3 separate regions of the Homo sapiens genome follow, and all the other regions are linked to region 2. A link is a loop called in an ENCODE intact Hi-C map of the cell type or tissue named here. Cell type or tissue: HCT116. All regions are shown on one strand.

The links. Hi-C counts contacts between places; a loop is a spot of excess contacts. Peaks named below come from ENCODE experiments on the same cell type or tissue, not always from the same donor. Only the 100,000 strongest peaks of a DNase experiment are listed, where the experiment ranks them.
Region 1: a loop joins it to region 2, with 4 times the contacts of the local background. A loop is called at or near these places in 21 of 110 quality-filtered maps.
Region 3: a loop joins it to region 2, with 6 times the contacts of the local background. A loop is called at or near these places in 11 of 110 quality-filtered maps.

What each region holds. Positions count from the first base shown.
Region 1 is chr18:59,903,711-59,906,210 of GRCh38, reverse strand. PMAIP1 (phorbol-12-myristate-13-acetate-induced protein 1) reads right to left here. Exons shown (of 2, transcript NM_021127.3): 2 at 1,906-2,500. Among named protein-coding and RNA genes, the nearest start is that of PMAIP1, 5.0 kb to the right of the region's middle. RefSeq lists an enhancer at 1,216-1,385. In HCT116, no CTCF peak of the experiment used is centred here; a DNase peak (open chromatin) is centred at 1,239; H3K27ac peaks cover 685 bases.
Region 2 is chr18:59,836,556-59,839,055 of GRCh38, reverse strand. No RefSeq gene overlaps it. Among named protein-coding and RNA genes, the nearest start is that of PMAIP1, 62 kb to the left of the region's middle. In HCT116, a CTCF peak has its summit at 1,359 (motif pointing left); a DNase peak (open chromatin) is centred at 1,345.
Region 3 is chr18:59,956,961-59,959,460 of GRCh38, reverse strand. No RefSeq gene overlaps it. Among named protein-coding and RNA genes, the nearest start is that of PMAIP1, 58 kb to the right of the region's middle. In HCT116, no CTCF peak of the experiment used is centred here; DNase peaks (open chromatin) are centred at 180 and 1,290; H3K4me3 peaks cover 834 bases; H3K27ac peaks cover 2,056 bases.

The DNA of each region.
Region 1 (2,500 bases), 67 kb before region 2:
AAACAGAAATTTGGGGGGGGGGGTCTTTTAAAATCCCACTCCCCTGCTTCTTTTTGCAAACCCTTAACTTTCCTCTTAGTGTCTGAAATGAGCTCAGGAGTGGGGGCCGACAGACTTGGAACTATGGTGGGAGACCTTCAGACTCCTTTGCCATCCCATTTTATGATTCAAACTTCAGGGGACCTTAAAGATGATCTAAGTCTCAATTTCAGAGATTAACTGTGGCTCAGAGAGGTTGTCTTGCCCAAGGTCACACAGCTCATTCATGATTTTGCCTTGAAAGTCCACCTTCAAGATTCTAAAGTGGGATACTCCTTGTACCGCAGCACTTCCAGTCACTATTCTATTTTTAAGGTGTTTGTTCTCTTCCTGATGGATCGTCCCCTTTGACGATTGACAATGAGATTTACAGGATTTTTGACCCTTTAGGTGGTTTCTGCTCCGTGATTGAGAGGAAGTGGGGCAGGGAGGAGTTTGTAGAGTTATTGCAATGGATTCCAAAACCCAAATCACAGCACACAGTTCTTTAAAGTGAAGAACAACTTATTCACAGATAGATACATTTTCTTTTATAATATAAATGCAAATTTAAAAGCTAGCAGTTTTTGTCAGTCAACAGATATAATTAGAATTGCCTGAACATCTTGGACATTTTTTAACATTAAAATATGGTTCTCAAAGAATATATAGCTCTAATATCTGAAGATTGTGAATCTGTGCCTAAGCCTTCATGTGCTACTCTTTATATAAAAGAAGAGCCTGAGGTACACTTTTTTTCCTTGTTTTCTAGTGGTGGCGAGAACTAATAAGGTGCACTTTTAGCAAAACAATTCTGGCTATGCGAGCAGGCTCAGAGACAGGAGTTACTCTTCCAGTGATTCTCAAATCAAATCATGTAGTTTGTCCCCACCCTTTCTGAAGCCAAGCTCCCACCTCCACCCCACTTTCCCAGAGAAAAGCCTCTCCCTCCAGATTGTTATGTATCTTGCCCATAACCCTGCATCCTCCAGCTCTCTGGTTCTTCTTTTCCTCTAGTAACTCCTCCTTCTTCCCTCACGTTTCCCATGTTAGGAAGGCAATTTACATTCTAAGGTGTCAGCTGACTCTTTCCCTTGGCAGAGGTGGGGTGAAGATGTGGCTACCAGATTGAAGCTAAAAACTAGGGGTATCTTTTAGTTCTCACACTCAAACAGGAAGGCCATTGAGTTACACCTACTTTTGCACATGACTAACCTCAGATGAAGCAATCTTTGCTACTCTACGGCTGGAAGCAGAGGAAGAAGCGTGAGGTCACCAAAAAGGAAACTGCACTGCAGCTCCTCTTGCCAGACAGACCCAGGAGCAGTCAAGGATGCCAGCTCACAAAACACCTCTAATTAGATCATGAATCTGTATAGGCTGTAATCCCAGCACTTTGGGAGGCCGAGGCGGGCAGATGACTTGAGGCCAGGAGTTCAAGACCAGCCTGGCCAACATGGTGAAATCCCCGTCTCTACTAAAAACACAAAAATTACCCAGTGTGGTGGCGTGTGGGGGAGGCTTTAGCACGAGAATCACTTAGACCCAGGAGGCAGAGGTTGCAGTGAGCCAAAATTGTGCCAATGCACTCCAGCCTGGGCGACAGAGCAAGACTCTGTCTCAGAAAAAAAAAAAAAAAGGACCTATGTTGGGCATTCATTTCCTATTTTTCACTATTTCCCCTCCCAATTAAAGTGTAAGTCCCTTGAGAGCAGAAATCATGCAAACTCCCCTATATTTTCTACTCCAACTACTGGGAGGAGACAGTGTGGTCAGAAGGTCAGAGGATGTCTGCTGATGGAAATCAGTTAAAATACTTTGGCTTGATAATGAACACTTAGTAATTAGTAGCTTACAAGATGAAGACAAAATTAACACACAGAAAAGAACAGTGAAAACTTTTAATAGTTTACTGCCACAGTATCAACTTTTATATGTGTGCATATGTTTAAATACAAATTAGACCATAAATACCAGATGGTAAAATAGCTGCCTCTAGGCTGAAAAAAAAAACTCTCTACCACTAAATAAACAATCTTAAGTAATACTGAAGAAAACAGATGTGAGGTAATTTTCCATCTAAAGTGACTACAACCTACATTAAGACATTTTAACTAAAAATTCAAGTAGTTATAAGACTCTTGTAACTCAAAAATGTAACTTTAATACACATTTTCAAACTAAAGAAAAATACTTTAATTATAAATAGGCAAAATAAATAAAATTATTCCTGCTGAAATAAAATCAAGACATTATTTATTTGAGGACTGTATATAGCCCAGATAAAAAAAATGAAACTTACTTGAGACCCTACTAAGAAGCTATATAATACTCTAATACAAATTATCTATACAGATACCCATATAAGTATGTAAGTATGTGTATACATATATATTCACCAATGCATATATGGAACTTTCATTCTAGATGAGAACTAACTGTTCCTTTTTTTTAAGAAAAGTATATTCCAATTATGAAAATA
Region 2 (2,500 bases):
GAACACAGTAGCTTAGCAGCCTTGTAAGGACACACCTACTAGTTTAAAAAACTGGAATCTACTTTTTTATTTTTTTCAAGATAGGGTCTGGATCTGTTGCCCAGGCTGGAGTGCAGTGGCGCCATCTTGGCTCGCTGCAACCTCCACCTTTCTGCTTCAGGCAAGTCTCCAGACTCAGCCTCCTGAGTAGCTGGGATTACAGGCACCCATCACCATGTCCTGCTAAGTTTTGTATTTTTTTATTTTATTTTATTATTATTATACTTTAAGTTTTAGGGTACATGTGCACAATGTGCAGGTTAGTTACGTATGTATACATGTGCCATGTTGGTGTGCTGCACCCATTAAGTCGTCATTTAGCATTAGGTATATCTCCTAATGCTATCCCTCCCCTCTCCCCCCACCCCACAACAGTCCCCGGAGTGTGATGTTCCCCTTCCTGTGTCCATGTGTTCTCGTTGTTCAATTCCCACCTATGAGTGGGAACATGCGGTGTTTGGTTTTTTGTCCTTGCAATAGTTTGCTGAGAAGTTTTGTATTTTTTGTAGAGATGGAGTTTTGCCATGTTGGCCATGCTGGTCTCAAACCCCTGGGCTCAAGCATTCTGCCTGCCTTGCTCTCCCAAAGTGCTGGCATGAGCCATTGCACCCGGCCTACATTTTCTTATTATAGTAGATTGTCTTTTTACACTGAGTTTCTGTCTCTTAGGTGGCAAATTGCGATTAACTAAAATATTACTTTGGACTTGATGTAGAAACAATATGCTATCTGCAACGTACTTAATTTTTTTTTTTTTTTTTTTTTTTTTTGAGATGGAGTCTCACTCTGTGGGCCAGGCTGGAGTGCAATGGCACAATCTCGGCTCACTGCAATCTCCACCTCCTGGATTCAAGCAATTCTCCCGCCTCAGCCTCCCAACTAGCTGGGATTACAGGTGCCCACCACCACGCCCGGCTAATTTTTGTATTTTTAGGAGAGACGGGGTTTCACTATGTTGGCCAGGATGGTCTCGAACTCCTGACCTCAAGTGATCCTCCCACCTCAGCCTCCGAAAGCTCTGGGATTAACAGGCATGACCCATCGTGTCCTACCTGTTTTGAGAAATTTTTGAGGTTATTAGAACATCTCTAAAGATTACCCAGATACTATAAATCTAGACAGAGATATTCCTGCTTATCATTCTAAACCACATCTCAAAGCAGGACAACCATAGTAATGTGCTAATTGTGATCCGTGGGCTCTAACGCTCGTCCTCCATTAGGCCTGTTGTCCCAGCCTGATTATTAACAGCGCCTCCCTGTTAATTGAGTGGCTCAATTTAGGATTATGTTTCTGCAGCCTCATCGCCCTCTAGTGGCAAAATAGTGTCAGTAGCCAAAGTGGAGAAAAGGCTTTTGTGCAATACACCTAGGAACCGAAAAGTACCCCCTTCATAGTATAAAACTAGAGCTGCAAAAGAGATATCCAGTCTCCTAAGCACCTGGCGGACATGATGAGATCACTCAACTCATCGGAACAAAACAAGATGGGACCCTCACAAATAGTGAGGTTTTTTCGATTGGTTTTTGTTTTTATTTTTACTTATTGGCATAATTTAAAATATTATCAAAACCAGGCCTGGCGCTGTGGCTCACGCCTGTAATCCCAGCACTTTGGGAGGCCGAGGCGGGCGGATCACGAGGTCAGGAGTTCAAGACCAGCCTGGCCAACATGGTAAAACCCCGTCTCTACTAAAAATACCAAAAAATAGCCAGGCGTGGTGGCGGGCGCCTGTAGTCCCAGCAACTTTGGAGGCTGAGACCTGAGAACGTCGTGAACCCGGGAGGCGGAGCTTGCAGTGAGCCAAGATGGCGCCACTGCACTCCAGCCTAGGCGACAGAGTGAGACTCCGTCTCAAAAAAAAAAAAATTAATAAAAATAAATAAAATAAAAATTACCTAAACCCAAGAGAGTCATATTAAAAATGAGCACACAAGCATGATTACTGGTAGAACAAAGAGGAATAACTTTTCAGGAGGACACTTTGCCATTCGGTTTCAAAAGGTGATATGTTAGTACTGTTGACGGCGTAATCCCACCATTGGGAGTTTATGTGAAGAATGTGTTTATCAAGAAACAAAACATATAAGTAGGAGAGTATTCAGAGTTTAAAGGATAAGAATTTGAAAACAACCAATGTTCCCAAATAAAGAACTGATTAAATAAATACGGCTCATCCATACAATGGAATATTACAGAGCTATATTAATTGACCATTAATAAATTGTTGAGTAAAAATAGAAGATAATGGAATTGTATGAATATTATAATTCCACTTACACAAATGAGGGTCTGTGTGTGCTTATGTAGATATGTATATATGTATACACACACAGGAAGACATTTGAAAGAATGGACGTTAGAATGTTCACAGTGGCTACCCCTAGATGATTGAATCACAAGTAATTTTTATCTTCTTTTCATATTTTTTGAATAAATAATTATTCCTTTTATTTTATTT
Region 3 (2,500 bases), 120 kb before region 2:
CGGGAGACCCCTTCTGGTTCCCACCCTGCAACAAACCCACTCAACAAGTGTGGAAGAGGGCTGAGGCCACGCTGGGCCTCACTGTCCATATTTGAAAAGGGGGGGGATTAATCAGATAGTTTCAAGGCACTCTTCATTCTTGAACCTCATCTGATAACCTGATGCATGCAGTGACTAAGAAGAAGGTCACTGACATTTGGCCAAGCTTGCCTTGACTCATGGTTTTGCTATGTATTTTGTCACCTATACTAAGCCTCAGTTTCCTCATTTCAAAGATAAGAATAATGAATATTATAACTTCTACTTTATCGTATAATTACAAATATTAAGTAAAGATTATATAAGATGCCTACTTTGAACACTGACATATACTAAGCCTTCAAAAAATGTTTCCTACTGTTGTTAGTATTAGTAATACACTACAGAAAAATTAGGCAGACACTGATATAGAAAGTATAAGAAACTTTAAATTTTAACAACAAGAACAAAAGTGAGTTTTTAAATTATCACTTTCTCATTAAAAAAAATACTGCTCAGCCAGGCGCAGTGGCTCACGCCTGTAATCCCAGCACTTTGGGAGGCTGAGGCGAGCGGATCACTTGAGGTCAGGAGTTTGAGACCAGCCTGGCCAACATAGTGAAACCTCGTCTGCACTAAAAACACAAAAATCGCCAGGCGTGGTGGCACACGCCTGTAATCCCAGCTACTCAGGAGGCTGAGGCAGGAGAATCACTTGAACCCGGGAAGCAGAGGTTGCAGTGAGCTGAGATTGCACCACTGCGCTCCAGCCTGGGCGACAGAGAGAAACTCCTTCTCAAAAAAAAAGAAAAAAAAAAGAAATACTGCTCATTGTAAGAATTTTAGAAAATATTTTTCTGGCACTAGTTCTTTTGAGAAACAATATTTGAGAAATGAGATAGTATCTCTTTTAAAACATGATATTTGAGATAAAAATGACCAAATGCCTTTAACCTTTAGGATCGCCAAATCTAAGTCATGCAAACTTCAAAAAGTCATGTTTTTAAGCTGCGGAATGCAAAGCTATGGAAAGTACAATACCTGTAATTCATGGTCTCTCTTTTTGTGACTCTGTCATTTATTTCCTCCCAAGGAGGGAAACTATGGAAACCATTACCTAAGATGTTTCTTCTTGACCCTTTGCTTGTGCCGGCCCTATTTCCAGTCAGCAAGCAGCAGCTGCTGTTGATCTACAGTTGCCCTTTTCCTCTGCACCTGCCCTGCTCAGCCCAGCAGAGATAATTTGCAGCAAGCAGGGCCTCAGAGCTGGGAGCCTGGCAGCCTTCCAAGGTCTTCATATCTTGCTAGTGAACAAGATCCTGCCTTACCATATGACATTCAGTATGGCTTTGAGGTGATGTCAGTGAAACAGCTCAAAGAGGATTTAGGAAGAACAATTTTGCACTAAAGACAATAGGAAATACTGACAAGGAAGATAGAAGCCATCGGTATGATTTTGCAGTCCTTAGCACCCCTGTACTAGACTATGATGATTGTAGTAAGTTTTTATGATACTAAAAGCCTGCTATAAATATTATTCACCCATGCAAAGTAATGAAATTTTGACATATACTACAACATGGATGAACCTTGAAAACATTATGCTAAGTGAAATAAGCCAGGACAGAAGGACAAATATTTCATGATTCCATTTACATGATGTACCTATGATAAGCAAATTTATAGAGACAGAAAGCAAAACAGAGACTATCTAGGGTTTAGGGGAGGGTGGGGAAAGAAGAGTTATTGTTTAGTGGATACAGAGTTTATGTTAGGGATAACTAAAATGTCCTGGACACAGACAGTGGTGATAGTTACACAGATTATGAATGTACGTGAGGCCACTGAATTGTACTTACAAATGGTTAAAATGACAAATATTGATCCAGCAATCCAACTTCTGGATATTTGCCCAAAAGAGTTATAATCAGTTTGTCCAAGAGATGTCTGCACGCCCAAGTTCACTGAAGCTGTGTTCACAATAACCAAGATACGGAATCAACCGAAATGTCCATGAATCAACCGAAATGTCCATGAATCAACAGATAAATGGATTTTAAAATGTGGTGTATATGCACAATGAACTATTATTCAGCCTTAATAAAGAAGGAAATTGTGTCATCAATAACAACATGGATGGAACTGGAGAATATTATGCTAAGTGAAATAAGCCAGGCACAGAAAAACAAATGCCATATATTCTCGCTTACATGTGGAATCTAAAACAATTGAACCCATAGAAGCAGAGAGTGGAATGGCGGCTACAGAGGCTGAAGGTGAAGTGGGTTGGGAGATGATGGTCAAAGGGTACAAAATCTCAGAAGAGAAACATGGTGTGGGATTTTTTTTTTTTTTAGTTCTATTGCACAGTGTGGTGAATACGGTTAATAATAGAGTATTGCACATTTCAAAATTGCTAAGAGTAAATTTCAAATGCTCTCACCACAAAAAAGATGTTAAGTTGTTGAAGTGATGGATACAT